7 separate regions of the Mus musculus genome follow, and regions 1, 2, 3, 4, 6 and 7 are each linked to region 5. The links are chromatin loops, found by intact Hi-C in ENCODE. Cell type or tissue: left cerebral cortex. All regions are shown on one strand.

The links. Hi-C counts contacts between places; a loop is a spot of excess contacts. Peaks named below come from ENCODE experiments on the same cell type or tissue, not always from the same donor. Only the 100,000 strongest peaks of a DNase experiment are listed, where the experiment ranks them.
Region 1: it touches region 5 in a loop (5-fold over the local background); 2 of 42 quality-filtered maps call a loop at or near these places.
Region 2: a loop joins it to region 5, with 4 times the contacts of the local background. A loop is called at or near these places in 2 of 42 quality-filtered maps.
Region 3: a loop joins it to region 5, with 5 times the contacts of the local background. A loop is called at or near these places in 3 of 42 quality-filtered maps.
Region 4: a loop joins it to region 5, with 6 times the contacts of the local background. A loop is called at or near these places in 3 of 42 quality-filtered maps.
Region 6: a loop joins it to region 5, with 2.9 times the contacts of the local background. A loop is called at or near these places in 2 of 42 quality-filtered maps.
Region 7: a loop joins it to region 5, with 5 times the contacts of the local background. A loop is called at or near these places in 5 of 42 quality-filtered maps.

Annotation. Positions count from the first base shown.
Region 1 is chr13:101,211,810-101,215,809 of GRCm38, forward strand. No RefSeq gene overlaps it. Among named protein-coding and RNA genes, the nearest start is that of 5930438M14Rik, 18 kb to the right of the region's middle. In left cerebral cortex, no CTCF peak of the experiment used is centred here; DNase peaks (open chromatin) are centred at 917, 1,948 and 3,541; H3K27ac peaks cover 2,068 bases.
Region 2 is chr13:101,023,286-101,027,285 of GRCm38, forward strand. The region is part of intron 1 of Gm41042 (a long non-coding RNA gene); the gene reads left to right. Among named protein-coding and RNA genes, the nearest start is that of Gm41042, 28 kb to the left of the region's middle. In left cerebral cortex, no CTCF peak of the experiment used is centred here; DNase peaks (open chromatin) are centred at 1,890, 2,384 and 2,974.
Region 3 is chr13:101,487,876-101,491,875 of GRCm38, forward strand. No RefSeq gene overlaps it. Among named protein-coding and RNA genes, the nearest start is that of Gm36475, 50 kb to the right of the region's middle. In left cerebral cortex, no CTCF peak of the experiment used is centred here; DNase peaks (open chromatin) are centred at 678, 2,008, 3,310 and 3,955; H3K27ac peaks cover 4,000 bases.
Region 4 is chr13:100,890,113-100,894,112 of GRCm38, forward strand. No RefSeq gene overlaps it. Among named protein-coding and RNA genes, the nearest start is that of Gm41040, 28 kb to the left of the region's middle. In left cerebral cortex, a CTCF peak has its summit at 2,228 (motif pointing right); DNase peaks (open chromatin) are centred at 551, 2,280, 2,834, 3,568 and 1 more place; H3K4me3 peaks cover 668 bases; H3K27ac peaks cover 3,410 bases.
Region 5 is chr13:100,953,131-100,957,130 of GRCm38, forward strand. No RefSeq gene overlaps it. Among named protein-coding and RNA genes, the nearest start is that of Gm41042, 42 kb to the right of the region's middle. In left cerebral cortex, a CTCF peak has its summit at 2,123 (motif pointing right); DNase peaks (open chromatin) are centred at 854, 1,627, 1,901 and 2,573; H3K27ac peaks cover 2,851 bases.
Region 6 is chr13:101,507,787-101,511,786 of GRCm38, forward strand. No RefSeq gene overlaps it. Among named protein-coding and RNA genes, the nearest start is that of Gm36475, 31 kb to the right of the region's middle. In left cerebral cortex, a CTCF peak has its summit at 2,301 (motif pointing right); DNase peaks (open chromatin) are centred at 870 and 2,328.
Region 7 is chr13:101,234,877-101,238,876 of GRCm38, forward strand. The region is part of intron 2 of Gm36427 (a long non-coding RNA gene); the gene reads right to left. All of the region lies in intron 1 of 5930438M14Rik (RIKEN cDNA 5930438M14 gene), which reads left to right. Among named protein-coding and RNA genes, the nearest start is that of 5930438M14Rik, 4.8 kb to the left of the region's middle. In left cerebral cortex, no CTCF peak of the experiment used is centred here; DNase peaks (open chromatin) are centred at 426, 2,381, 3,309 and 3,661; H3K27ac peaks cover 3,424 bases.

The sequences.
Region 1 (4,000 bases), 260 kb after region 5:
CATAAGTGTACTTTTGGTACTGTGGCGGGGGGGAGGGGTCCTGTTCTATAGTTAGCCTACATTGGGATAACTCACCAAGGAAAAGGAGCCAGTGAATCTTTTATTAGAGAATGCAGCCAACCAGATCTCAACAATACCTTTGAATTTTAGTTGATGTTGAGTTGTCCCTAAAAAAAAAAGACAGTGTTGAAATAATGGGGCCCAGGAACATAGAACAGTGCATGGGGCAGGTGAGCCCAAGGCTCAAATGATTTCTGGGATGCTTTCAGGAGCTAGTGGCCGCCAATTGACAGAAAAATAAAAACGCAGGCAGGGGAAAACAAAGGGGAGACCAGTATATCAGCTCTGCGCATCTGCTCAGCTTTCTGTACTTTGTTCATGAATTCCAAACGGTTCTTATGGTGGATTGGAGGAGCGTTCTCAGCCATTCATTTGTAATCCCTAGGTCTCCCTAGGCAAGCTGGCATCAGATAGCTACCTCCTGCATTTCTGTGTTTGTTTCCTGACCTGTTCTCACCCTAGGACTTCTGTGGTCAGTTATAATGCAGGATGTTGCAGCATAGTGCAATGTTCCCCAGGGGTAGCAGGAGGGCATCATGAAGTAGCCAGAGTGGCTGTCATAGAGCCCACTGGTATAACTTTGCTATTTGGCTAACATCCTACATGTTCACAGATGGACTCCAAATCTTCCGTGACTTTGATGAGTGATCCCCACCCCCCGCTCCCAGGCTTTTTATCTGCTCCCAAAAGTTCAAGGCTTAACTTTTCAGTTGGTAGCTTCTAGTAACTTGAGTGTTCTGGAGGAAACTGTTCTGGGAAAATTTTCCATGAATTCTTTCCATTTGCATAAATTAAAGAGGAGGAAAATGGAGCGTGAATGGAGAGTGTGTGGGAGCAGGTGAATTGTTATCAGGAGCTCAGGCAGCTGTGTACCCCAGTATACTGCTCAACGCCTTCTGTTGGAAGGGGACTAGCTATGGATTAGTGCCAAACAGGTTTTTCTGCCCGATCCAGACCTTCATCCTGTAGCTTCCATTCTGCTAAGGTATCTGCAACTTACTTCTTAACTCAGTGGCAGCCAAAGTTGAACTTGAGTTCTGTGTCTAAGTAGAAGCCAAAAGAATTTTTTCCTGGGCACATCAAATGCAGATCTCTGATGGTCAGGGGCTCAGACTCTCCTGAAGCCTCTACTTATAAAAGTGGGACAGAGTAAGTGCTGGACCTCTAGTGTGCTAAAACCCAGCTGCTTAGGCCAGGAGAGACCTTGCAAAACTAGGACAGACATGCGTTGAAACAGGGCCTTTTGCTGTAATGGGCTTGGACCGTTATAATCTTGGAGAGGAAGAAGCAACTCAGTTTATTTCTACTGCGAGATAATTCTCTTTGTAGCTGCATTCCTTTCTTGCTTGAGAAGACTCTGTCTTCCTGGCTGAGTAAAGGGGCAGCGTGCACATGCTCCTTTGTTCGGAAACAAAGCTCTCACACTGATGGGTGTTTTGATTGACTTCTGAGACCCTTTGGTAGTAGTGGATGCTGAACAAACCTCATTACTCTGAGACTTTTTTGGGTGTGAATCCTCTCAGAACCCTTGAATGAACTGTGCAAACATCTAAGGCTGGCTTCAGTTGCTTCTGCCTCAGTGGGGCTGACAGTGAGCTGTGGCGCTGATACGACATTTATATTCTCAACAGCATGTTAGGGCTGCTTTTACATTATTTATTTATTTAATTTTTTTTAATGTCAATTAAACCACTGTGCAGCCAGTCCAGGACGCTTCCCAGCAGAATACGGGTCTGAAAGAGAAGTGCATTCGCTGGTAAATGAAACCCCAATGGGGACAAAATTAACAGGAGGCCTGTTGTAAACTCAGGGGCCCTCCGCTTCTCTCTCCTGTCCTCAGTCTGTGTTTGCACGCGGAAGCTTTTTCTCTCACACAGAAGCTCAGTGAAGTAACTGTTCTCACTAGCTGGCAACGGGCCAGCTTGCTCAGAGGTGTGAAGAGAGATCTGGGAGTGGATAATTAAGTATCTAAGCAGTTGAAAATTTGAAATTGTCAGGAGAGAGGAGTTGTCATTAACTCACCAGGTCTAACTCTTAAACATATTTATTGAGTTTTTTTTTCTCTTTTGTCCCCGTTCTTGCCAGTGAGAAGAACAAACAAACAAACAAACAAACAAAAATTTGAAAGAAAATTCCTCTTCAGTCTAGAGCAGTGGTTCTCAGCCCTCCTAATGCTGTGACCCTTTAATACAGTTCCTTATATTGTGCTGACCCCCAGCCGTAAAATTATTTTTTTTGTTGCTATTTCAGAAGTATAATGTTGTTACTGTTACAAATCATAATGTAAATATCTGTGTTTTCTTACGGTCTTAGGCAGCCCCCAAGGGACTCGTGACCCACAGGTTGAGAACCAGTTTTCTAGATCTTCTTTGCCCTGGATTCAGCTCTTTAAGGAAGGGGTTGCACAGCAGTTCTGAGCAAGCCATTAGTAGCAAAGTCCTTGGACTCTTTCCAGCCTGCCTGTGGTCTCCTGCTGGGCCATCTCCCAGAGCTGGTCCTGTTTTGGGTGGGAAAGGATGGTGCCATCTTGAGGCTCTTCCTGTATGCTCTCTCCTTCTCCCAGGGGGAACTGGCATATGGTGCAGGGTTACTTCATTTAAGAATAAATGGGATATTGAGAATTTACATAAAATTACTTAGTGTGATGGCTATTCTTGTTTGTCAACTTGATATCCAGGATTAAGTAAAGCCCAACTGGCTATGTACACCTGTGGGGACTTTTTTTTTTTTTTTAATTAAATCATTTGGAGTGGGAAGACGACTTTAATTCAGATCTTTTGAAGTGTTGCCACCTTTAATCTGGGCCATACCTGGTGGCAACCCATACAAAGGACATGAAGATGGGCACTTGCTTTCTTTGCCTATTTGCCCTTACCTTGCTTAGCAAGTCCACTCTTTTGCTGTCATTAGAGCCTACTTCTTCAGGATTCCAGCGTCTCCTGAAGATCACCTAAGATGGAACAGTTACTGTATTCTTGGACTTTCTGTTGTTGGACAGCCATTGTTGGACAGCTGGACCACAGCCTGTAAACCACTCTAATAAAAATCTCTCTCTCTCTCTCTGTATCTCTATGTGTGTGTGTGTGTGTGTGTGTGTGTGTGTGTATATGAAGCTTCCAGACCAAATTCTTTCCAGGTTTAAACTCCAAGTAGTCTCTTAAATATCCTGGATTCTGAAATATATATATTTCATATGAATGAAATATAGGTATTTATTTCATATATATATATTTCATATATATAATTCTATCAGTTCTGTTTCTCTAGAGAACCCTGACTAATATACTTGGTGAGAAGTGGGTAGGGCTGAAGGCAGTTTAGATTAAAAGGGAATCCTTCTGTGATTTTTTTTTAAAAGTAAAATATTGAATCTTTTTTTGAAGCACATTATCACATCCCGATTTATCCCATTTAAATCTGGAATACCACATGGAGGCTTGACTTTATCTGGAGCACACATTCACAGAGCTAGTTCAAAGCCAGAATGTCCTCCCCACCCCCCATGCCCCACCCCCGGGGCTGAAGAGACACTCCTCTGAAACAGTGTACCTGCTGGTTTCTGGATGCTGACACTGGCATGCTCTGAGTGGGCACCCGCTGCATGCTTATTGAATCCATGGAAAGAAGGGTCAAATGAGACATTAACGTTTAAAATGTGACCAAAGGGACAAGATTTCAGGATTCGGGATTAAGATGGATATTTGAGAGGCTGCTTGGGGTTTAAATTTAGGAAGAATCTGGCCTGGGATTTTCATGTAAGAGCTGGGTCCTATTCTGCCTAATGGACTGTAACATAATCCTTTTCACTCTCAAGCAGCCCACAGCAGCATCTACACAGCATAGTCACCCGTGACAGCTTCCTAGTGAGGGTGGGTTCCGGTTGTATTCCTTTCTCCGTGTCAGGACATGGCTTCAAATTCAGGCACAGGTCAAGGGCTGC
Region 2 (4,000 bases), 70 kb after region 5:
ATTATTTATGTTCCAATGTGCAATCTACTTTAGAGATCTACTGGCCAGTGGTAGGAATATGTACTCTTCTGTGTTTGAAGGGAATGTTCTATAGATGCTCCTATCAGGAACATTTGATTTATGATGCCTTTAGAACCATTATTTTTATGTTCATTCTTTGGTCTGGATAATCTGCCTATCTGGGCTACTGAAATCACTTAAAAAAAATGACAGGGTCTTACAATATAGCTTTGGTTGGCTTAGAACTTGCTATGTAGATGAAGCTGGCCTCAACCTCAGAGATCCACCAATTTCTACACCCTAAGAGTCCCTTACTATTAATGTGTTGGGTTCTGGGTTGCCTTTGCCATAGAATATTTTCCTTCTCTTTTGATTATGACTGATAGTTTTGCTAGGCATATTGTCCTGGGTTTGTATCTGTAGTCTTTCAGAACATGGAGAACATCTGTCTAAGCCCTTCTTGGCTTTTAACATCTCCAATGAAAAATGAGCTGTTATTCTAATAGACATGCCTTTATCTTGGTCTTTTTCCCCCTGTAGCTTTCAACATCCTTTCTTTGTTCTACACATCTAGTGTTTTGACTATTACATAGAATGGGAAGTTTTTTTTTTTTTTCTCTAGTCTTGTCTGTTTGGTACTCCACGTGCCTTTTGTATATTGATCTCTTTCCATAGATTTGGAAAAATTTGTATGATTCTGGTGAATACATTTTCTATATTTTGACCTGAGTCCCACTCACTTCTTCTATATTTATTATTTTTAGATTTATTCTTTTTATAGTGTTTCAGAATTCCTGCATGTTATGTTCATTTTTTAAAAAAAGATTCAATGTTTTCTATCATTTTCTCTAATTAATTCAATTTGTCTTTGCTAAGCTCTGATATTTTTTGGTTTACTTGATCTTTTATAATAGTGAAGCCTTCCATTTACCTTTTTACTTGAATCATTGAAATTTTCATGTCAATTTGAGCTTTCTTCAGAAATTCTATCAGATCCATAAGCATGAGGCAGATATACATGCATACATACATACATACATACAGACAGACAGATAGATAGACAGACAGACAGAGTGAGCAAGCTAACTGGAAATGGTGTTGGCTTTTTTCCCCAGAAATTTAATATGATTTTAAATATTTTTAATTTATGATCTGAAAATTGTTATAGCTTTATAAAAATCTGTAATTGATTTTTAAAATTGGTTATTTTATTTATTTACATTTCAAATATTATCTTCTTCCCAGTTTCCTCCCCATAAGCCCCCTCTCCCATCTTCCCTCCCCCTGCCTCTATGAGGGTGCTCCCCCAGCTGCTTGGTGTGGGTTTTTGAAACCTCAAAACTCACCCCAATGACACATTTCCTCCAACAAGTCCATATCTCCTAATCTTTTCCAAACAGTTCTACTAACTGGGGACCAAGTAATCAAATATATGAGTCTATGGGGGCCATTCTCAGTGAGGCCACCAGTTACTCTTATAATTTTTATTTTATTAAATGCTTATTTTCATCTTGATTTTTCTTTATTTAATTCAGTGGTTTGTGCTTTTTGATATTCCTTCCAGTATTTAATTAATTTCTTCTTTGTGTTCCTTTATAATTGCTATTTTGAATTAATTGTCTGGGGTGTCATCTAAGATGCTTTTCTCAGGGAACATTACTAAAGTAGTACTAATTTCTGGATATTATATATTACCCTGGTTATTCATGCTTGTTTATATGATGGGACCTATACATCTGGAGTTAGGCCAATGGTGGTGTTTCTTTGTGTGAATATCTGCCCCACTTTTGTTGAGTGGGTTTTAGATCTCTGTTTACTCTTACCCTAATGTGACACATTTTGCACCAGGCAGATGGCATTTGGGTTCATCTGGGAACCACTCAGTGTTGATGTGTGAGTCATCAGAAACAGCTCTGGTTCAGCTAGGCCTGGGCACAACTTCTGCAGGAAACTTTCTGTTGAGTTATGTTCTTGTTTTATATACTTAGAAGTCTGTGGAAGGCTCATGGAGTTCTACCGATGGGTTAGCGGGTAGCAGGGGTTGGGAGCTGTAGAGGGAGTAGGTGGTGCCTCCTGGAGAAGGTGTGCAGAATTCAGTTCAGTCCTCAGGTGGCAGGAGTGGGGTCATGGCAGGGCTGTGCATTGATTGCGGCTTAAGTATCTAACTCAAGCATTAGAGAGCTAGGAGACTTAAAAAAATTATTTACTTTTATTTCATTTGCATTGGCGTTTTACCTGCATGCATGTTTGTATGAGTGTGTCAGATCTCCTGGAAGTGGAGTTACAGACCTAAGAGAAAAAAAGGTTTATTATGTGTGTGTGTGCACAAGTGTGGGTGGGTTGTATGTATGGGTGGAGACCATATGTCGACTTTGGATGTTTCTCCTCAACAACTGTACAGCTTGTCTTTTGAGGCAGCAGTTTCTACCAGCCAAGAGATTAGAATGTAGGCTATGCTGTCTGGTCAGTGAACTCCAGGAATCTGCCTGTCTCTGTCTGCCAGTATTGGTGTCCTAAGCATATGCCCATAGGCTCCCACTTCTAGTTTTTCTTTGTATGGGTTCTTCAGACTGCACTCTGGTCCTCATGCTTGCATGATAAGACTTTAATGACTGACCTATCTCCCAAGCCACTATTTAAACATTTTAAAAGTGGTATTATGAAAGTAAAATAAAAACTGACTAAACTAGAAAGTTAAAGGACATAAGGACATTACGTAAATTGGTCATTTGAGGAATGGGTCATTAAGGAAATTGGCTATTTGGGCAGTTTGTCATTTGGGGGAATTACAGACTGACTAATTTGTCATTTGAACTAGGGTGATTTGGAGAGTGAATGGGGCATGATTAATAACTATGCTGGAGCAGAGGAATAAACTAGAACTGTCTGAGATGTGAGGTCAGCTGTTCTCCAGCCTCTGGTGCTCTAAGCATGGGCATGTGCACCTCAAGGAACAGTCTGATGCTACCCACTCTTGCAATGCAGCTGCTCAGCTGAGCTGGAGGTGGAATGTGTGGGTTCTCATTGTGAATCCCATTGTTGGTCTGAAAGCACCAATCCTGGAGGGTATTAGGCTGAGGTCTAAGGAAGCTAGAAATTCTTGGATAGTGTTCATGGCAAGCATCAACTTTCTACAGGAGATTTCCAGTTCTAAGTCTCAAGACCAAGCTCCAAGTTCAGTTTTCCCAGCATGAGGTAGACATATTTCACCGGAACTTCAAACTCAACATACACCAATTGAACTGCTCAGAGATGCATGGAGAGGCAAAAGCTGGGGGCTGTGGTTCCCAATGGTCAATATGTGTAACAACCGGAGAAGTCTTTCTTTCTTCTCTTTCTCACTTAAAAATGACCTGCCCTTTGAATCCCAGTACAAATCTTATCCTTCTACAATATTATCTTCGAGAGAGCCACGTTTCTCTCTCCTTTATATAAATCCAATTGCTTAATAGTGGCAACTCAGACTGACCAACAGCAAGACTTGTGATCAGTACCATACAGTCTGCAGTTGTATAGTTTTTAAAAAATGTTTAAAATTTTTTTTAGCCACTAGACATACTGCTAAGCAGGTAACAAGGGGTCATTTGTCCATTCCTTAGATGGGAGAGTATTAAAGGCCTAGTATGTGTCTGGCACCATACTAAGGTCTGAAATATAGAAATAAATGAAACAGAGGCCTTGGTGTCTAGGTACTGCATTTTGAAGGAGAAATTGGTCTATGAACAAATAAATAGATATATAATATCATAAATATTGGTAAATGCCACAACAGTCAATTAGTTTAAATGACAGCAGATGAGGTAGAAGAGGGATCTAAGGGTCAGATCACAGAGGTGTTGGTTTAGACAGGCTTAGCACTCTAGACTGATGTACTTCGATATGTATGTTTATAATTTGCTTTATTTTAAATTATGTGCATATGTGGTTCTGTGTATGAGTATGTGCACATGAGTGCAGGTGCCTGCAGAAGTTATCAGATTCTCCAGAGATGGAATTATAA
Region 3 (4,000 bases), 530 kb after region 5:
CTTTCCAAAGCTGTGACAGGCAGTCTACCATCTCTGGGTCTTCAGAGTAGATGGCTTATAGATGGGCTATATTTATTCCAGTGCTAGGAAAGACCTGCAGAGCTCTGTGTCTTGATATCTTCATCAATAACATGGAATGAACCTGTCTCCCCTTATAAATTTGATCTGAGGATTGGGAAGCATACAGACAGCTTTTGTATATGGCATGAGCTTGGCATATGATAAATGTCCTCATTCCCTCTGTGGCATGATCATCTTGGGATTCTCACTGTTAAGCTACAGTCTGATTCCCCCCCCCCCCATTACTAGAACCAACTCCATGGCAGCATCTTGCCTTACTGGGATTTACATAGGATGCTAGAGCATTTAAAATAACAAAACTATGATCTTGGTGATGGACCTGCCACTCAACTGGATGACTTTAGATTAGCACATTTTTTTTCCAGGAAAGCAAAAAGATTAACTTGAAGAATTGCTAAAAATCTATGCTTCTACCATAACATCTGCTGAAGGATGTGATGAGAGAATGCATACTCTGCATGAGAAGTGAGCCTTCTTTCTCCCTTAAATGGATGCGTGCTATCTTAAAGGCTCTGTGATCACATTGTGGACTTCTTTCCAATAGGCTCACTCCGGACTCCAGCCTAAATCATGAGGTGGCTTCTCAGACTCATAGAGGGATGGTATCTTTTAACACTGACGTCTCATTCCGAGACCAAATCCTATGAAGCAATTCCTATGACCCAATTTCCATGAAAGCTTCTATTGCTCTTACTGCATCTGTCTGGTGACTCCGTGAGTGAGAACTGAGGCCTGCTGGGGAGGACGAAAGGGAAGAAGGGAAACTTGGATTCAAGTTCAACAGCTCACCATGTGTCACTCACAAAGCTGACACTGGACACTCATGCGCATAATTAGGGAAGACACATTCGAGGACTTTCCCTACCTAGTAACAATGCAGTGAAAGGACTGATGCTGGGGATTGCTTTGAGATTGGCAAGTAAAAAAATGTGATGTGGGTTCCATGGCAAAACTGCCAGTTCTGTTCATATTAACATCTCTATATAAAAGGAAAGATCCCCCCTTCAAACTCTTGACTTAAAACTGAACCATATACAGTACAACCAATCTAGATGCTACCTTTGAGTCTGCATGAAACAGAGCCTCAAGAAAGAGTTCACTGTTTGTTCCTAATACCATCACAAGTATCTACCAGGTATCTAATAAGGCACCTGTGGTGCTTGGCTCATGTGAAGTGGCGCTGTTAGAATGTGTGGCCTTGTTGGAGGCAGTATGTCACTGTGTAGGCAGGCTCTGAGGTCTCTTAGTGCTCAGGCTCCTCCCAATTCTGAAGAGAGCCTCCTCTTGGCTGACTTTGGATCAAGATGTAGAACTCTCAGCTCCGCAAGCATCATGTCTGCTTACACGCTGCCACACTTCCCACCACGATAATGGACAGAACCTCTGAACCTGTAAGCCAGCTCCAGCTAAATGCTCCCATTTCTAAGAGTTGCCTTGGTTATGGTGTCTCCTAACAGCAATGAAACCCGTCCCTTATGAATGCTGAGGTGCAGAACCAGTTGTAACTTCACCTATACCTTTCAAGAACAGGAACCTGGAACTAAATCCAGGTGTTAATAATTATTTGAAACTGGGCAAAGGTCTAACCAGTAGGAGGGAAGATGTAGAAACAGGTGTCAAAATTAAAAATTATTGTTTAAGTTGAAAGATAAGCTCAACGACTTGTGGCTCTAACTCCTACTTCAGTATATTCCCTTACTCGGTGTCTGGAAGACAGGAGGGTCATGGGTCTCATCTGACAGAAGTGCCAGCTACTTCAGTTTTTACAAGTTCTTTGAGGAGTTACAGATAGACTCAGAAACAGCTGTTAGGAGCCAACTCAGATGCATGTGGGCATAGCCAATGTGCCCTACTTTGTTGGTTTGGAAGGTAGAATGATGCCACATGGCTTTGAATGCCCAATTTATAATAATCCCATTCCTTTGTTCTCCCTGAGAAGTTTGTACCTTGGTTCCTGACTGTTGCTTATGAAAAGTCTGAAAATCTTAGCCCACATTCCCTCATGGCAGAGATAACTGTTCTTGCTGTGTCTATGATAGAATCAGAAATTCTGTCAATGTGATACAAGCAGAGAGGCTGCCTGGGCCACAGGTGCTTGAGCCAGAGATGGCTGGAAGGCCAGCTGCTTGTCCCCAGAGTAGCCTGTTCCACCCAGCATGGAGGCTCGGTGCCTTAGCAGCAGGGCCACAGCAAGGCAAGTTTTCTTTCCCACATATTAAGTCATTTTCACCAGGCAAGGCCAGGTGTGAGGAGACTGAGTGAGGAGAGGGGAGCATCAGGGTCAGACAGCTCCCCTCGGACAACCTTGACTCTCCTGTTGAATTTGAATCACTCAATACCTGATGGTTTTCTTCCTGGGTTCCCACTTCAGTGTCCTTTTCTGTTAAAGTAATAAAGCAAAAAGTATTTTAATGTTTCAGAGATATCCCAATAATAATAATAATGGAAGGAGTCTGAATTTCTTTGTTCTTCAACTCCTCTGAATCCCACTACAAATGTGTGCTTGCAAGACAACACTGTTCTTTGGTGTTGCCAATAGTAGCCAGGCACCAAGATCTTAACAAGCCAGGGGTTATCCTGTTCAATCTCTTCCACAGAAGCTTTGGCAAGGGAAACACTTGCTTTATGCTTGCTGAATGTTTCTCAGAGGTCTGTCACACCAGGATTGTCCCCCGTCAAAGAAACATTCAAGTGCCACTTTATAAACAATAATGGTAACAAATAATACTTTAAGATCTGCATCATCAGAACCCTGGTGATGAAGACAAACTGACAACCCCATGAGAACTCCATATGTGCTGACATACCGTGTGTGTCATCTTTGTTTATACTAAATGAAAGGAAAGGCAGGAAGGGGAGGGTTCTGAGCCCCCTCCCCCCAGTGTGCAGGTTCTGTGCTCAGTCCTGTTATACTTTGTCTCTTAGAAGGCTGCCATACAGAGAAGTTAAGGAACTTGCCCTGATCATGTATCCAGCACATGGCAGAATAGAGTCCTAACTCCAAAACCTATGGCCCTAACCACTTCACTCCAATACCTCTCTGGCTATTTAAAAAGACAGAAATACAGAAACCATGAGGTAGAAGGCCAACTAATGCTCTCCCTCCTGGGCACTGTGCTCTGTGCCAGGTGCAGTTTGGTGACTGAGGCTTAGGAAGCTCTGGTTGTGCCGAGAGGATGTGCTATGTGCGGCATGCAAATGAGAGCGTTCAAGATGGTGTTCTCTAGCAGGCTTGCCACCGAATGCTGTCGGGAAACTAAAATTGTCCAGGCTATTTTGAGACCAAGCTCCAACTCTCATCAAGTTTTCCCTTAGAGTAAATTGAAGTTCATGAATCTAAGATCTTTTCTTTGCTTCATATTTCAGGTGGAGCTGCATGGCTAAATTTTATGCTCAAATTCATGTCACCACAGTCCCTGAATCTTCTGCAAGAGCCCAGTGCAACCCCATGGTCCCATGTGAGACCAGAGAGCTTGATTCTCTAGGTTTAAAAATATAGAGAAGAAAGGCAAGAGTCATTTGAGAAAATGAGCACGGGACTGGGGGTAAAATTAGAATCAGCCACTGAGTGTTTCGCAGCCCATAGGCTGAGAGAGGTTTACTTTTTACATATAAATTATAGAGTTTTCCCACCTTGAGACAGAAATCTGACCTGCCAGACAACATTTTTTTTCTTCCATCTTTTTTTTTTCCCACCAAGTAGAAATGACTTGGCAAAAGGTGTGTTTTCATTCCAGGTGAGAAAACAGAAGACAGGCTGCAAATTCTAAGTCATACATTAAGACGCTTCTAAGACGACACTAGGCACTAAAATAAATAGAAAAACACACAGGAAAATGTCACGCACCCTTCCCCAGCAACAAACTGCTAGTTCTGGATACTTGGCCCTGGGTCCTGGTGTCCTCATGGTCACTATGCA
Region 4 (4,000 bases), 63 kb before region 5:
TGCAAAACTAAAGGTGGGAAAAAGGATCTACCTGCCTGCCTCTTCCTTCCTTCCTTCCCTCCCTCCCTCCCTCCCTCCCTCCCTCCCTCCCTCCCTCCCTCCCTCCCTCCTTCCTTTCTTCCTTCCTTCCTTCCTCCCTTCCTCCCTCCCTCCCTCCCTCCCTTCCTCACTTCCTCCTTCCCTCCTTTCCTTCCTTCCTGCTTTCCTGCCTTCTTCCTGACTCCCTGCCTCCCTTTCCGGGGAGAATAACAGTTTATCTAGGCAAGGGGGTGGGAGGTGAGCATGGCATAATACAAGGTAGAACTGTCAAAATTTAATATTCATCATCCTATAAACATTGATGGTCCCTCTTAGCAAAATTACAATCCATTGGGAAGACTGTATGTGGCGGGGTTGTGTGTGTGCAGGTGGCTGTGCACGCATGAAGTCATCTTCCATGGTGCAGAATACGTAATGCTGAACCGGAGAACTCCAGGAGTAGTGACATAAACATTTTAGAATTGCAAGGGTAAGGAGGAGATGGGATCGCCAGGGCTGTGTGTGTGGGAACAGGATTGTGGAATGACTTATGTACTGTGTGCATGAATAACTTCCCTGTGATGAAAAGCTGCTTTAAAAAGAATTCTCAGGACTCACTGAGAGATGGCTCAGCAGTTAAGAGTGCATACTGCTCTTGCAGAGGACCAGAGTTAAGTTCCTGAACTTATGTGAGGTAGGTCACAACCTAACACCAGCTCCCGAGGATCTAATGTGTTCTGGCCTCCTCAGGAAACCATGTTTACAAACACCTCCCCCCTTACATATAATTAAGATGCTAAAATAAGGGACTGGAGAGATGATGGCTCAGTCGTTCAGCGCATTGGTTGCTATTCTAGAGGACTCAGGTTTGATTCCCAGCACCCACATAGTGGTTCACAAACATTTACAGTTTCACTTCTAGGAGATACCACACCCTTTTCTGGTCTCTGCTATCACCAGGCACACAAATGGTGCACAGACATTGTCTAGTCAGGGTTCTCTAGAGTCACAGAGCTTATGGAGAGTCTCTATATAGTAAAGGAATTTACTGATGACTTACAGTCTGCAGTCCGATTCCCAACAATGGTTCAGTAGTAGCTGTGAATGGAAGTGCAAGGATCTAGCAGTTACTCAGTCCCACACGACAAGCAGGCGAAAGAATGAGAGTGAGACTCCCTTCTTTCAATGTCCTTATATGGTCTCCAGTAGAAGGTGTAGCTCAGATTAAAGGTGTGTGCCACCACATCTTTAATCCCAGAAGACCTTGAACTCGGAGATCTCCCTGTCTTAATCTTCTGGAATCCATAGCCACTATGCCTCAAGATCTCCATACCAAGATCCAGACCAGAAACTTCTATCTCCCAGCCTTCAGATAAGGGTCACTGGTGAGCCTTCCAATTCTGGATTGTAGTTCATTCCAAATATAGTCAAGTTGACAACCAGGAATAGCCACTACAGACATGCATGCAAGCAAAATATCCATACATATAAAATAAAAAAACATTGTTACACAAAGCTAAAATAAAGAAAAAAAGAAAAGAATTATTGATATATGAAATCATTTATAGGAATAGGAATATGTTGATTTTGGAGACAAAGTTTGAGCTTAGACACATTTTATTTGGGGGGGGGGTGATTGTTAATTTCTCTGTTCCCTAGGCCTGAGGAAGGGTTGAGTACAGTCGGTTCCTACAACTTTCCTATCTCCCCTTATGCCACATTCACATCCTACTCTTATAAAAGGATAAAAGTGTCCATTATTTTGTTTGCACAAACTGGAAAAACAATAAGGTTCATTTTACCAAATTTTTCTTCAAAACTGAAACCTAGAGAGATGAAACTTTGGAAAGATCAATCTTTTAGAAAAACATATTACATCTTATTTATCGATCGTGAGTCTGTAAAGGGCATGCATCACAGCCCAAATGTGGGGGTCAGAGGACAACTTGTAGGAGTTGATTTTCTCCTTTTACTATGTGAGTCCAAGGGATGGAACTCACGTCACTAGCCTTGGTGGCAAGTGTATTTACCCCTTAAGTTACCTCGCTGGCTCAGGTAAGCACCACCTCTTGGGAGTGGGAGTCCCAGGAACCTTCTTATTCCTCGAGGAATTAGTAAATTCACCAGAACTAAGAACTTCCTGCAAATGCCTCTCCAATCCTTAGTTCTCAAGGAGCGAGGGCTCAGCCTGCACTGCCACAATTCGCCATTAGAGGGCAGTGCAGCCGCGAGAGCCGAGGAAGGAGGGGGCGAAGGATGCTTCTTAGCACTTGGAGAGTGGGAGGAAGTGTCTCGCAATGTTTGCACTTGAAGCATCTCAGTAGTTAGATATTTCACTGGCACAAATGGCGTGTCCTCTTCTAAATTTTGTGCGAATATGAAAAGGCAGTAACTTTGATCTTAGTGCATGTTCTATGGCTATCTATTTCGTTTCGAGCCAGGAATTTATTAGGACATCGAAGGGAAAGGCAAGAAGAACTTTAGATGGGCACATCTCTATTTCCCTACTTTTGCGATAGATTTAGTACACGCTCTGAAAGAATACAGTGCCGGCTGAAAAGTGCTCTGTTTCCTCTCTATTATTCTAAAATAGATGTGCTTCTCTCACGCATGGATGGACCATTTACCCCTGATTTGTATCTCGGGGACAAATCTGACTCGTTAGCGCCGTTATTTGTAAACTGCTAACCTGGTTCCCTGCGCTCTTGTAACGCTATCTTGATGGGTTGCTGTGAAAATGTGAAGCTGCCTGTCAGGCAGGAAAAATTATGTAAAAATGATGTGGGTATAGAAAATGGAATCGACAAAATGTAATAAACTCCCCCTGGGCTGGAGAGCCGAGCTGCATATGTAATGAAGTAGTTTAGGATTACGTCACCTTTTATATAACATCTGGCAGTGACTTTTATTTCAGAGCTAATTTGAAGAAGCCGGGAGCTCTTTTTTTTTTTTTTTCCTTCTCCCTCCCAGAGCCTGCCTTTATCTGAAAGAAGTAAAAGGAACAGTTACATTTTGCATGCAAAGGAAGCTGGAGTGGTTAGATTATTTCCTTGGGGTAATGGAGAAAGGGAAAAAGAAATAGAAGAAAGGTCAGGTGAACACAGCAGAGGGGATGGATAGGTTTGTGGGATTCTTAGACACACTGGACCAGTGCAAGCAGCCAGACAGATAACCTGGGTGGCTTGGCTCTCCTCTCCTCTTCCCTCTCCACTGCCCTTGCTTGGTCAGCATATACCTGATCCAAGAATACCATGGCAATAGTTTGTCTGTAAATATTTGATTCGTAGTAACAAGTTATAAAAATGTCTTAGATGATTGCTTAGTCCTTTGGTTTCTTTATCTTTCAAGGAGAAAGCCATCCCTCCAAACAACACCTGCCTTCCCTACAGTGTCCAGAAGCACACATCTGTTACAGTATTCACACAGTCAGCTCGACTCTGTCTTTTTGTCTAGATCAACAGTGATGAAGGTCTACGAATTTCCTCTCGTGGAAGAGAGAGCTCAGGATGGTTGGGACCATCTTTGCATCTCTCCTTTTTTTGCTGCTCCAAGCTTCTCTGCCAAGCTTGTCTTGTCACAGTCTGGTCCTTGCTGACTGAACTGTGTTTGATGACCTCACTGTCCCTCTTCATGATATGTTTTGAATCTTCCAGTCTTACTAAAACCCCAAGATATCCTTTCCTGAATCCCAAGGCCACGTGTATAATTCAGACGGGAGATTTTCTTACTTTTTTTTTTTTTTTTTTTTTGTGGCTGATGACTTTCCAACAGCGTGTTTGAGAGTTAGTGGGATGTTTCAAAGTCAAACAATAGATTTGCATATGATAAGGGAGAACGTGTTCTCAAGAAGCTGAAGTATGCTATGAAATCCATAATTATGATTTCTGCCAGTGCCGCCTTCTTCAGGCCTTGGCAACCCTATGGGTGAGCGAGAACAGGCATGTGGGCGTCAGTGGGTGGGAACTGCCAGTCGTTGTGGGTT
Region 5 (4,000 bases):
CTGAGATCAATCAGCCACAGGGGAAGGACTGTAAGCTTGTGCCAAATTCACTTACAAGAAGCAGCTTTTGATAAAAGCTCTGTTCTGTTATCAATATTCCCTCAACTCTTTCAGCCACCCCCACAGACAGGTTCTGAAAATGCAAAATGCATTGTAGGCAGAAGATAAAACTGAAGGGTCAGAGAGACAAGCCCCATTACCACTCAGACGGCAAGAAGTCCCCAGCCGTTCTTCGGTCCTCTTTGGGGAATGGGTTTATAGAAGTCTGACCTCATTTCTGAGTCTATATGTAAAAACTGTAAACTTGCTGTGGGAGGGTCCAAGCCAGTATACTGGAGTTTATGCATTAGCTAGTGTTAAATGAAGATGCCGGGAGACTGCATGGTGGGATTCTGGCTTCTCATGGCTATCATCATCCGTGTTTACTCATCAGAATTGTTAGCCTTTGGTTGTAGTGATTCTCTTAAGTCAGTGGCTACAAGGCTCCTTCCTTCCTGCCTTCCTGCCTTCCTGCCTTCCTGCCTTCCTGCCTTCCTGCCTTCCTGCCTTCCTGCCTTCCTGCCTTCCTGCCTTCCTGCCTTCCTGCCTTCCTGCCTTCCTGCCTTCTTCCTGCCTTCCTGCCTGCCTGCCTTCCTGCCTGCCTGCCTCCCTGCCTTCCTGCCTGCCTGCCTCCCTGCCTGCCTGCCTCCCTGCCACCCTCCCTGCCACCCTCCCTGCCTTCCTGTCTGCCTCCCTGCCTCTCTCCCTGCCTCTCTCCCTGCCTCCCTCCCTGCCTCCCTACCTCCCTACCTCCTCACTCATTTTAACTATTTATGCTCGTTGTTCACATGCCTGGCTCTTCATTTGGCAGGGACAGGTTATCAGAGGAATCTTCTGTTTGCCTCCTTGGATGCTGATGTTTTAGCTAACTGGGAATTGAATAGGAGAAAGAGTCAAACCGAGGAATCTGGGCATGGGAAAGATTTTTTTCTTTTCTTTTCTTTTGTCCCTCTGGAGAATTGTTGTAAGCAGATATAAAGTGTCTTTTCTACTCAAACTACCTCTGAGCATTTTCAAGAATCAATTAGCTGTTGGCAGGGCAGAGAGCAGAGGCAGAATAAGGCATGTGGCGACAGCCTGAGACCCTGGCTGCACACTCTCTCACAGGCATGCTGTCCTTGATCATTAGAGAACCACAGTGACACTTCATCCCCTGGTGACTATTCCCATTACAGTCAGAACTTCAGACCAAGGGCACAGCTCTTGGGGTCTTGTTCTGCTCCAATAATAAACAAACAGTGGTGAGAAGAGACTGGGGGAAAGGGAGGCTGGCTGTCCCTTCCACAAGCAAAGCCAAGAAAAGGAAATAAAAAGGAATCAGCTTTTATTTGCTGACTTGGACTCCAGGACATCTGTGTATTGTCTGGACAGTTTTGTCATTGGCTGGACCAAGAGAAGCTTTCAGAAGAGTCTTAATTCTGAGAAGATGGAGCTCTTGACAGGAGCCCTCCTAAGCTTACAAAGTAGGTGTGACATGCCTCCTGCCAGCTGCACAGCAGGCAAAGCCTTCAACATATGCCTTTGGGGCTTGTGAGGTACAGGCTGAGGGTGGAATCAGAACACCTAAAAATGTGTCCAACTGAGCTGTCAGATAGTCACTCCACAGGAACAAACAGAGGTTCTAAAATATATGCATCACGCTAGGAACAGTTTTGGAGCTTAGAGCTCCCAGTCTATCAGTGACAGGGCCTGATAGATAGATGGGCCAAGAGTGGGCGACGGAAGAACAGGGAGATCCTGGTGGTGGTAGGTTCCAGGGAGAAGGTGAGCCTTGCCCCTCAGGAGGTTTGGAGACTTTCATACTCGTCAGCAAGCAAGAGGCTGGAGAGAAAGCTGCATCTTACATAATAGCCGAGAATTCTTATCTCCTTCTTAGGAACAAGCTGGGGGTGGTAGGTGGTAGCTATGCTGGTCTTTGGTTTTGCAATCTGCAAAGCTGAGGTGCAGTGAAGCGAGCTGGTCTGTCTTAGTCTTCTTAGCCAGATGTGCAGGCGAAGAGAGCTTCACCGCCCCTCAGCAGATTCTGCAGGAGTATCTATCTTCATCCTGGCCATTTACAACTTATACTCTGACTCTCCTGACTGGCTCCTGCAGAGGGCATCTGCAGCATTGCTGAGGGTGGCTGCCACACCAGGAATTCCTTAAACCTCGCCTCAAACTAGTGGTTTTGGGAAGTTCCTTAATTTCAGCGATGCCTCAAACTGCTTCCCTGTAAAATGAGGATGACAGCAGTCATAACAGGCTGTGATGAGAAAGAAGCATTTGCATGCCACTCCCACCCATGTTGACATGTGTACAACACGTATACACACGGCACAGCACAGCACAGACACACACACAACACACATACACATGCTTATCATCAACACCACCCCCCTGCAACTCCTCAAAAAACAAACAAATAAACAAACCAGCAGGAGGCAGGGGTTGGGAGGAGGTAGTGAGGATGTCAGCGGGGGAGGGAGCCAAGCATGAGCAGAGTACATGTCAAAATACCGTAACATGGACCCGAGACAGGACAGCTTGTAAGCACAGAGATTCAGGCTTCATCTCCAGAACCTAAGTGATAAGAGCTCGCCTTGGGAGGATGTAGCTGTAGACTCAGCACTGGGGAGGAAGATGCAGGCAGATCCCCGTGGCTCATTGGCCAGCCAGGCTAGCCTACTTGGTGAGGTCCAGGGCGGTGAGAGGCCCTGTTTATTTATTTATTTATTTATTTATTTATTTTTTAAGTCGATGTTATCTGAGAAATGATATTTTCATACTACACAAGGAAAATGCCACCATAATAGTTTTATATGGCAACCTAAAATTTTAATTATTAGAAGTTTGGGTGATTCTGATCCATTCAAGTTTAGTTTAAAAAAAATTAAAATTACATTTTATGCATGTCTGTATATGCTGCAGCACACACACGTAGGTCAGAGGACAGTTTGAGTCTCTATGTTTACCTGGGTCCCAGCGATTGAACTCAGGTTTCTGGCTGGGTGCAAACTGTGCCATCCTCAGAGCCGTTTCTCTGGCTTTCCAATCACTGTTCAGAACAAACTTCATAATGGCGGGAACTAAACACCTATGGTAAGATCAGGCACTGTCATCAGTGTGGTGTGGCTACTCCAGCATTGGCAGCTTGGGCCCAGGCAGTGTTGGTGTATCCTCTGATCTGTCTTGTCTGTGTATTTGTTGAGAGGAGAAAAGGAAATTTGTTGAAGTTGGCCCCTCTCTGGTCTTTGAAGACATTCTTTTTTTTTTTCCCCCCCTGGGTGCATGGCGCTGATAGAAGAAATGGTCAACCATGAATGAGAATGGCAGTGTGGGCGTGTCAGTGTGGGTGTGGCAGAAAGGAAGGCATCTGGGAGGAAAGCATGAAGGGAGACACTGAGTGCAGGCATGAACTCTGGGAGCACTGAGGTTATTAGTCACTCATAAGGATGTTTTACAGCGTTGATGACATTGGAATGGAAAATCCTGAGGAAGCTGGATATGTAGAAGAAGGTGGATATTTTAGAATGTAGAGATCAACTCTTCTCCTTATTTTTCAAATAGGAGTAGGAGTTTCATTCCATGACTATTCCTCCTTTATGTCACGTCACTTCACTGACGTTGGAGATCTGTGTGAGAATCATTACAATTTCCTACTCTCCATTCCCACTCTTGGTGCTAGGTCTCTCTAGGGGATCGGAACTGACAAAATAAATACCCATCAAAAGGGGATTTATTAGATTGACTTATCTGATATACCCAACAATGGCTATCTTCATACTGGAGAGACTTAAAACTGCCAGCTGCTGTCCACATGGCTGGATGTCTCAGCTGACCCAAACTGGCCTGAAGGCCTAGGGAGTCCTGGATTACCACTATCTAGTCCATGTTAGAAGGTCAAAGACACTGGGTTTGATGTCCGTGAAGGAAGACAGTGATCACAGCAGCAGCAGTTCCAGCAGTAACTGGCAAACATGGT
Region 6 (4,000 bases), 550 kb after region 5:
TCACTAGGTCCTTAGCTAGCTTGAACCTGGAGTGTAATTACTTGCACAGCTCCATAACACAGTCTAAATAGTTACATCATTGCATGTATTTCCTCCTTCCCTCCCCCTTCTCAATCACATCAGTCCCTACATCTTTCTGGTTCCACTTCCTAGAAAGCTAAATGGATCTCTAAGTTGATCCGCTTTAGTCTACTCTGTCCACCAATCAAGGCCAAGACATTCAATCTCAACTGATCCGCTAAGGTGGCATTCCATCAGGTTCATTGCTGTCTTGTCAGCAATCTTGTCTTCATGGCTGTCTCCTCAGTGTGGTCTTTATCCAGAAGCGAGCATGTCCTTAGCAAAAGCATCAATCAGATCATGCTTGCTACTGCTTACAGTCATTCACTGCTCCTTCTTGCCCATACAATCAATACAGTATTGCCATGGCCCAGGGCCCTGGATGCGCCGACCTGGACCTCATTCCTGGCTCATCACATTCCATTTTGCCCATGGTTTCTCTATTCTGGTCATAAGAGAAATGACTCACAACTAACTCCAATATGTTAGCAAATTCTTATTTCTGATGCCAAAAGTAGGCTTTGCCTTCCTTTTCCAATAGACATTCCTTTAGAGAAGCCCTCCTTTGCACCAGACCAGACCTGCCTCCCCAAGTCTCTCCCTGTGCCTAGATAACTTCTATCCTCTGCCCCCTCAATACCAGCCTGTGTCATCATTTAATTTGGTACTTTGTGTTAACAATTAACTTGTGGGTTACCTTCCCTGCCAGACCTGAAGCACCATGAGGGCAGACCAGGCCTGTTTGCTTGACCACACTCTCTTGCTATATGTCTGATACAAATTTTGACTGACTTTGCTATGTTTAGGTCTGAATAAACTTAAAGAAAAACAAATGTGGGCTACAGAGAGAGAAGATGGCTCAGTGGTTAAGAGAAGAAGAGATGTTTTCCAAGATTTCAAGCAGGTTTACAAATTTCATTTTAGACTAAAGGCTGTACATTTAAAATCTGACCATCTGTTATACCAATAAGGCGTAGTGATTGTAGGTGAAGATAAAGCAGAAAGTTAGGCAGTTTTTTTTTCAAATCTGCTTTATGTAAAGAATAAAATCTGAACACACACACAGAGAGAGAGAGAGAGAGAGAGAGAGAGAGCAAACTTCAACCTTCCCTGTTTTTTTAAGTTTATGAAAAATTGTTAAATTCATGTGCTTTACTGGACAGGATATCTAAAAGCCATGCAGGGCCCTGCACTTGAATTTAGTTTGAACAAACCAACTGTAAAAAGACATTTTGCAGACAAGCAGGGCAAATTTGAACATAGACTGGGTTTTAGAGGAGATAAAAATTTATTGGCAAGGAAAGATTCATAAACTAAAAAAAGCAGTTTACAAGCAGCATGTACAACACTATCTCATTTTGATAGAAACATGTAGTGTATACAGGTGTTAAGAGTGGTAACCTGTAAGGGGTAGGAATGTGGGGCTAGCACTTTTAAAACTTTCTTTATCTGAATTTATAACTTTCCACAAAGCACACATGACTTTTGTAGTAATAAAACTTAAAATAGCGATTAGTTTTGCAAATGTTAAAGAAGGCTTACACAGACCCAAATTTATTCTGAAAGCCTTCCAGGACATTTTTTTTTTTCTATGTCCTACACCTTAGGAATGAATAGTATGTCCTAACTTCTGGGCGGGTCTCAGCATGAAGGATTAAACATTTCAGCACTGCTTGAAGCGAAGGGGAATCAATCAATTACTGAACACGCCTACATTTTCTCCTGGCAATGTCGTGAAAGGGCCTCCTGATCGCTTGCAGAGAAGCCACCCTCACAGTGAGGGGCTCACGCTATTACAGGCAACACTGAAATGGCCATTTCCCTCTCTAATGGAAAAATCCACAGTCCATCAACTCTTAAGAGTAGCAAGTATACAGAAAACTTAGAAAATGCTGCGTTCCAGTTGTCTGAGAAGGAGAGGGAAGGGTATTTTGATGACAACTGAAAAAGCCAGGCAAAGGTCATTATCAGACAACTACTGAACTGCATATTTATATTCACATCCTGGAAAACTTTTTCTCACAGGACTAAGTGAAGCTTGCATCCAAGGTGGTCCCTGTGTTCCTTATGTGAACAATGAAGTCTGGACGAAATCTAAGACTTAATTAATTCACAACTATGTTTCATTAATTAATTATATATTGTATATGGTTAGAACACAAATACATCTATAGACACTGTACATACATCTATATATAGCAAATATATATTTGCTAGCATTTTCCCTGGGTTCCCACACTGCTGAAAGAGTCCCCTGTAGAGGGCACTAGTCAGTTGTTAACCTTTGTGAATCTGTTTAAATCAAGGGAAGGAAGTGACCTGAAGGATCACATAACCAACTCTTCCTCCTCAGGAGGTAGAAACTGAGGCCCAGGGAGATTGGGGGTGGGGGTTAGGAGGAGGCTTGCTCAGTCACAAAGCAAGTACCGTACAGAGCTAAGAAAAAGTCAGCCTGCTTTGTGGTTTTTAAAAAGAAAAGAAAGAGAAATACAAAACCCAGAGGCCACAAACCCATTTGCATCTAGTTGACCATTTATGAATCACAGGCCCTGAAGACCACAGCACTGGCACCATACGTACATGATCCCAGAGAGCCCACTGTTTGAAACACTTCTGTAAGAGGCATTTCATCACCGAGTCCCTCCCATCTGCAGTATCTTGCAGCAAAATTTGCTGAGCCTTTACCATTTTCCCAATAACCCTTGTTATCTAAACATTACCAAATACATTTGCACAGCTCTGAAACTGCATTAGTAGGAAGGATACACCGTGTTTCTCTTTCTCCCGATCCCATCAAAAGCAGTCCATTGTGAACCATGCGGTGGAGCGGGTTCATTTATTTTGTTAGGATTAGGCAAACTGGACTGGCAGTGTGGTTTCCAGAAAGGCTGCCTGATGATGTGTCACCTTACGGTCAGGTTAGAGAAACACCTTAGATGCATGAGTTCATTTCTGTTGCTGTGATAAAGCACCATGACCAACAATGGCTTATGGGAGAAAGAGTTTATTTTGGCTCATGCATCAAAGGGCGAGTCTGTAATGGCAGGGGAAGCATGGCAGCAGGTGGCAGGAGTGGGAACTGAGAGATCACACCTTCAACAGCAAACATGAACCAGCGAGAGAGATAGCTGGAAGTGGGTCCAAGCTATGAATGACGTCTGTAAGCCCACCCCCAATGACATATTTCCTCCAGGTGGGCTTCATAACGTCCTCAAGCAGCACCACTGAGCAGAAACTAAATAGTCAAATATATGAGATTCTGGGGACATTTCTCATTTAAAACACCACATATGATTATGTATGTCTTGCCCATATATCGAAACTGCTGCTCGTGGACCCCGTCTATATGAACCATGGTTTTATATGTCTGATGTTTTAGCTTTTCATTTCTCTGTTTGTTGTTGTTTTGAGGAATAAATGAGTTCAGGACAGCACACTGTAGTTGGGGAATCACAAACTTTGGAACCCAGGAGACAAGTTAAATTTTAACTCTTGCTTCCATTTATGAATAAATTGGGTCTAATTCAGCAAATTATTTAGACTTTGAGCATCAGACTTCTTATCATAGCATCTATCCCGTAGGGTAGGGATTAAAAAAATGTATGCAGTAAGAGAAGATGGTCTGTTTTGAGATTTAGAAGAGAGAAAGCAGAATCCCACTGTGAAACAGATTCAAGGTCATGCTACTAAGAGAAGGCATTGTTCTTAAGAGTCTGAAAATAGACTGAATGGGCTTTCCAGTGCATGGTCTTCAGTTCTCAATCCTCTCCAAGTTACTCTGACAGTAATTTTATGATTCTTTTACCCATGTGGCAGTGGTATTGCTAGTATCCAGCCCACATCACCCCACACATTTCAGAGATAAACCTACATGCTCAGGAACATGAGAGAACGAATCTGTGAGATAACGGCTTCTCTCCCTCCTTAATATTTCCTGGGT
Region 7 (4,000 bases), 280 kb after region 5:
AACATGACGTGTTGGCCATGTTGAAGAACTGCTCTTGGGAACACGTAAGCTGCAGTGGATATTGCTTTTTAGACTTTTCTGTGAAGTTCCAGCAAGTATTTTTATTTTTTCTTGCTAAAAGGATAGTTATCCTCACATCCACCGGAGGTCAATTTCAGATTTCCCTCGTTATTCAAATACTATCCATGGTAATAGCTTTTTATCGAGATTTTTCTAGTGGACAGTCACTCTAAAATATTTTCATGGAACATCTCCTTTAATCCTTACCAGAAACGTCTGAGGCAGTTGGTCATCTCCATTTTAGAGCAGAGCTTGTGGGTTTGAGTCACTAGCTAGGATTCCAGAGCTAAGAAGCTGACCATTGGGCACCACTTCCCTCCCTTACATCTCTGAACCCACCAGATTGGGGTGGAGAAGGTCTCTGTGTTTAAGGACAATGGGTTCTTTGTGTTAGCCTAAAACAAAGGCTTTGCATTTGTATCACTGGCCCCAGAGCTTGCAGTACAGCTGGTGCTCAGTAAGTGCTGGCTGCCTCTTATATTGAAAGGGAGAGAAAGGAAGAGGGAAGCACTCATCATGAGTGGGAGCCCAGCTGCTTCGAGTTTATCAGGAAAGACCACTTGAGAAAGACGGTGGGCAACATTGTCTATTAGGAGCTAGGGAGGGGACTGTTAACTCTTTGTCCTCATATTATGATTGGTATTGAATCCAGGGCCCAGGACCCTTAAGCGTGTGGCCTGCTGCTGAGCTATACCCTGAGCCCCTGGCCCACATTCTTTAGTATCTGTCCAGATAATGAAGGTGTCTTTAGAGACCAAGTATCAGAAGGCTGCTAGGTGCAGCTGGGATGGTTTATTAATCTGGAACCCTTCATAGATAGGCGTTCCTAGATTCAATAATGCCATTTCCTAAAAAATCTCTAATGTAAAAAGGAAGGAGAGCAGGGGCATCCGTAGACACCTAGGGAAGCCATGTTGGATAGTTTGTTTGGACAGTTTTTCCTTTACAGTCAGCAGCCTGGCGCATTATATTTACACATCAGCAAGGATCATGCTGCTTGTTTTATTTATTTATTTTTTTAAAGTCTGAAATGTCTGTGATGTCTGGTGTCGCTGCTTATTATGAGTCTTCTCTATTTTGAAAACACACAGAAGAGATAATGAAATTAAAGAATTTTACCGGATGTAGTGGCTCGTGCTGATAAGCCTTGCACTTGAGAGGCAGAGACAGGAGGAGTTGAGTGTGTCTGAGGTCATCCTGAGCTAAGAGACCAAGTCCCTAATCAACTGAGGGTACATAATAAGACCCTGACTAAACAAACAAACAAACAAACAAACAAACAAACATAAAACCACCAAGCAAGGAAAGTGTGTGTGTGTGCACAGGTATCAATGGATAAAATATTTTTAATGTATGGCAAACAAAGCCCATCTCTTTAATTAATCAATACTGAGCAACAGTGAGGTCATCTCAGTGGCACACTCAAAGCCTCACACTTCCAGGTGTCCCTTGATGTGGATTTTTACGTCCACCAGAAGGCCCCGAGGAGGCTTGCAGTTTCAGTCTCTATAGCAGAACTCCTGACCTTTCCTTTCCGCATTCCCAGTGTCCCACATGCCAGTCCATTTCCCATTCCCACAGCAGTCTTCATCTCTTGCTCTCTCACCCCTAGTTCTGTCACTGGGACTCAACGGGTATGTCCAAAGTGACAGTTCATCACCTGGAGAGTTCAGATTGAGCTTGTTAGCCTCCTCCTCTTAAGAGTCCACTAGCTGGCTTCACACACACTTCCATCCCTCTAGTTAACCTCTCCTGTGTTAGCCAAACAGGTCTAATCGGTACTTGCCAAGCAAATCTTTTCTCCCTTGCCCCTGTGCCTTTTCTGTTGTCAAGGCTCTTTGCTCCTTGTTCCTCCTCATCCCTGCTGTCTTTGTGTCCTTCTCCTCACTCTTCTGACACATGGTGATGAGTGAGATCGATTGGTGACATTTGAGAAGACAACCTTAGATTCTCTGTTCATTGAGATATTCTGGCTTTGCTGGATTCTGACATACAGTGAGGAAATCTAAATCTGCCCTAAGGATGAAGCTCAGAGTGCCGTGTGTGTAACAACAGGTTCTTAGATCCCTTCAACAGAAAGTGCTTTACCATACTCTTCTTTTGACTCCATCAGTAATACTTAGTTTGACTTAACTCTAAAAGCCCGAATCTGAGCCATCCTGGTGTCACAGCTTCGGCTTCGTGAGATCACATTCCTGGAGTTTGCAGGGGTATGTTTGTCTTATTAAACTATAAGTTTCTAGTGAGAAAACTACGTCTCTTTCATATTCATGCGCCATCCAGCGTGCAGCAGAGCTCTCAGCACACAGCAGATGTTCAGCAGATGACTGCTGAATAGATGGGTGACTGCTTTAAGATCCATACTCACAATACCGACCGCTGAAGCATCTACTGCCACAGAGTGAAACCGTGAGGCTCAGAAAGCCACATTCATATCTGCCTTACCTTGTCCCTGGACTACGGATGCCCAAGGCTAGGTGTGAGTTGATAATATCTGACTGTTTTGTTGGGAGGCCAGAGCTCCCAAAGAGATCAAAGAAAACACTTGGAAAGAAAAGTGGGATCAGCCTTTCTCACTAGTTGGCTTTCTGGTTCTCATTTACATTTCCGACCCCCTTTGTGGATTTCTCATCTCCATTGTCTTCCTGCCCCCCCCCCTCCCCACACTTTCTGACTCCTGGTGAGAAATAGGGAAGATGGGTGAGGAATATGATTGATTGCTGACATTTGGGAAGATAGCGTTGAAATGTTTCTGACTTTGCTGAATTGTTATGCACATTAAGGAAATCCGAGTCTTGCTTTCCCATTATATAAAATGAGAGAACAGTAGCTGTCTACTCTGAATTTTCCTTACAGCATTGGAGTGTCTTTAGAAAGACATAGCACCGAAGGCTTTTTCCCTCTGACTCTGGGGGTGGGGTGGGGGGAGGAGTCCTGGAGCAGAAACCCATTCATGGTGAATTTGGGGGGAAGTGGTAAGAAGGATCTGTATGGAATGGCACAAAGCGGACCAGGCTGGAGAAAGTAGGGTACAGAAATCCTTCTGTAAAGTGTAACAAGGTAGAGAAGAGGGTGGCTGTGTCAAGGTGAACCCCAGCGATGGGACAGCTACTGTTTCTTTAAAGTTAATGTAGGCACATGCAGATCCAAATCTCAGACAAAAGATCTTGCTCAAGCAGCCGTTCGCAGGCCAGCCAGTGAGCTTTCATCCCTAAGGAGCTCGGATGGAGGTCTACCTTATGACATATTGACTATCTACCTCCTCTGACCAAGGATAGCAACCTCAGCTTGTGCAGGCTGACTGGAGGCCAGCTACTTCTTGCTTGAACCAAAAATAACTGTGAGTCAAGGAAGAAAGATCAGGCAGTTTCGAATGGATCAGTAGAAGTGTTTGTTTGTAGTAGGTCGTGAAGAAGATGGAGTTGTCACTGATGGTTTCAAAACTCTCTTGCCTGGACTGAGTAAATAGAACGGGGGAAAGAAGACCTCCCAGGAAGTATATGTGGGCTTTGAGCTTTCCTGTGACCACTGTCCTTCTAGGAATACGTCACCAGCCAAGTTCAATATGACTAATGCCCATGCCTGAAACTGACCAGTGCTCATGTCTGACGGACACTGACCAAAGCCTTGTTACCAGTACTTTCTGCTATACTAAATCCAAAGCTTCTGACATGTCTAAAATTAGTTCCGCTAAACATATCATTATGGATCTAGGGAAGGCTGTGAAGGGCCTTTCTTTACCCATGTGTCCCAGGTGCAGTCAGCTATGTGGCTCACGGATAACCTAAATCAATCCTTTTAGTTGCTTGAAATAAGTGACCCTTTAGAGTGATTTCTTTTTATTGCCTGAAGATGGATATTTTTAGCAAGTTTGGAAGCATTTTGTTCATCTATTTCAAATCATTTGAATATAAAAATGTAGCATTTTCACACTTTGGGA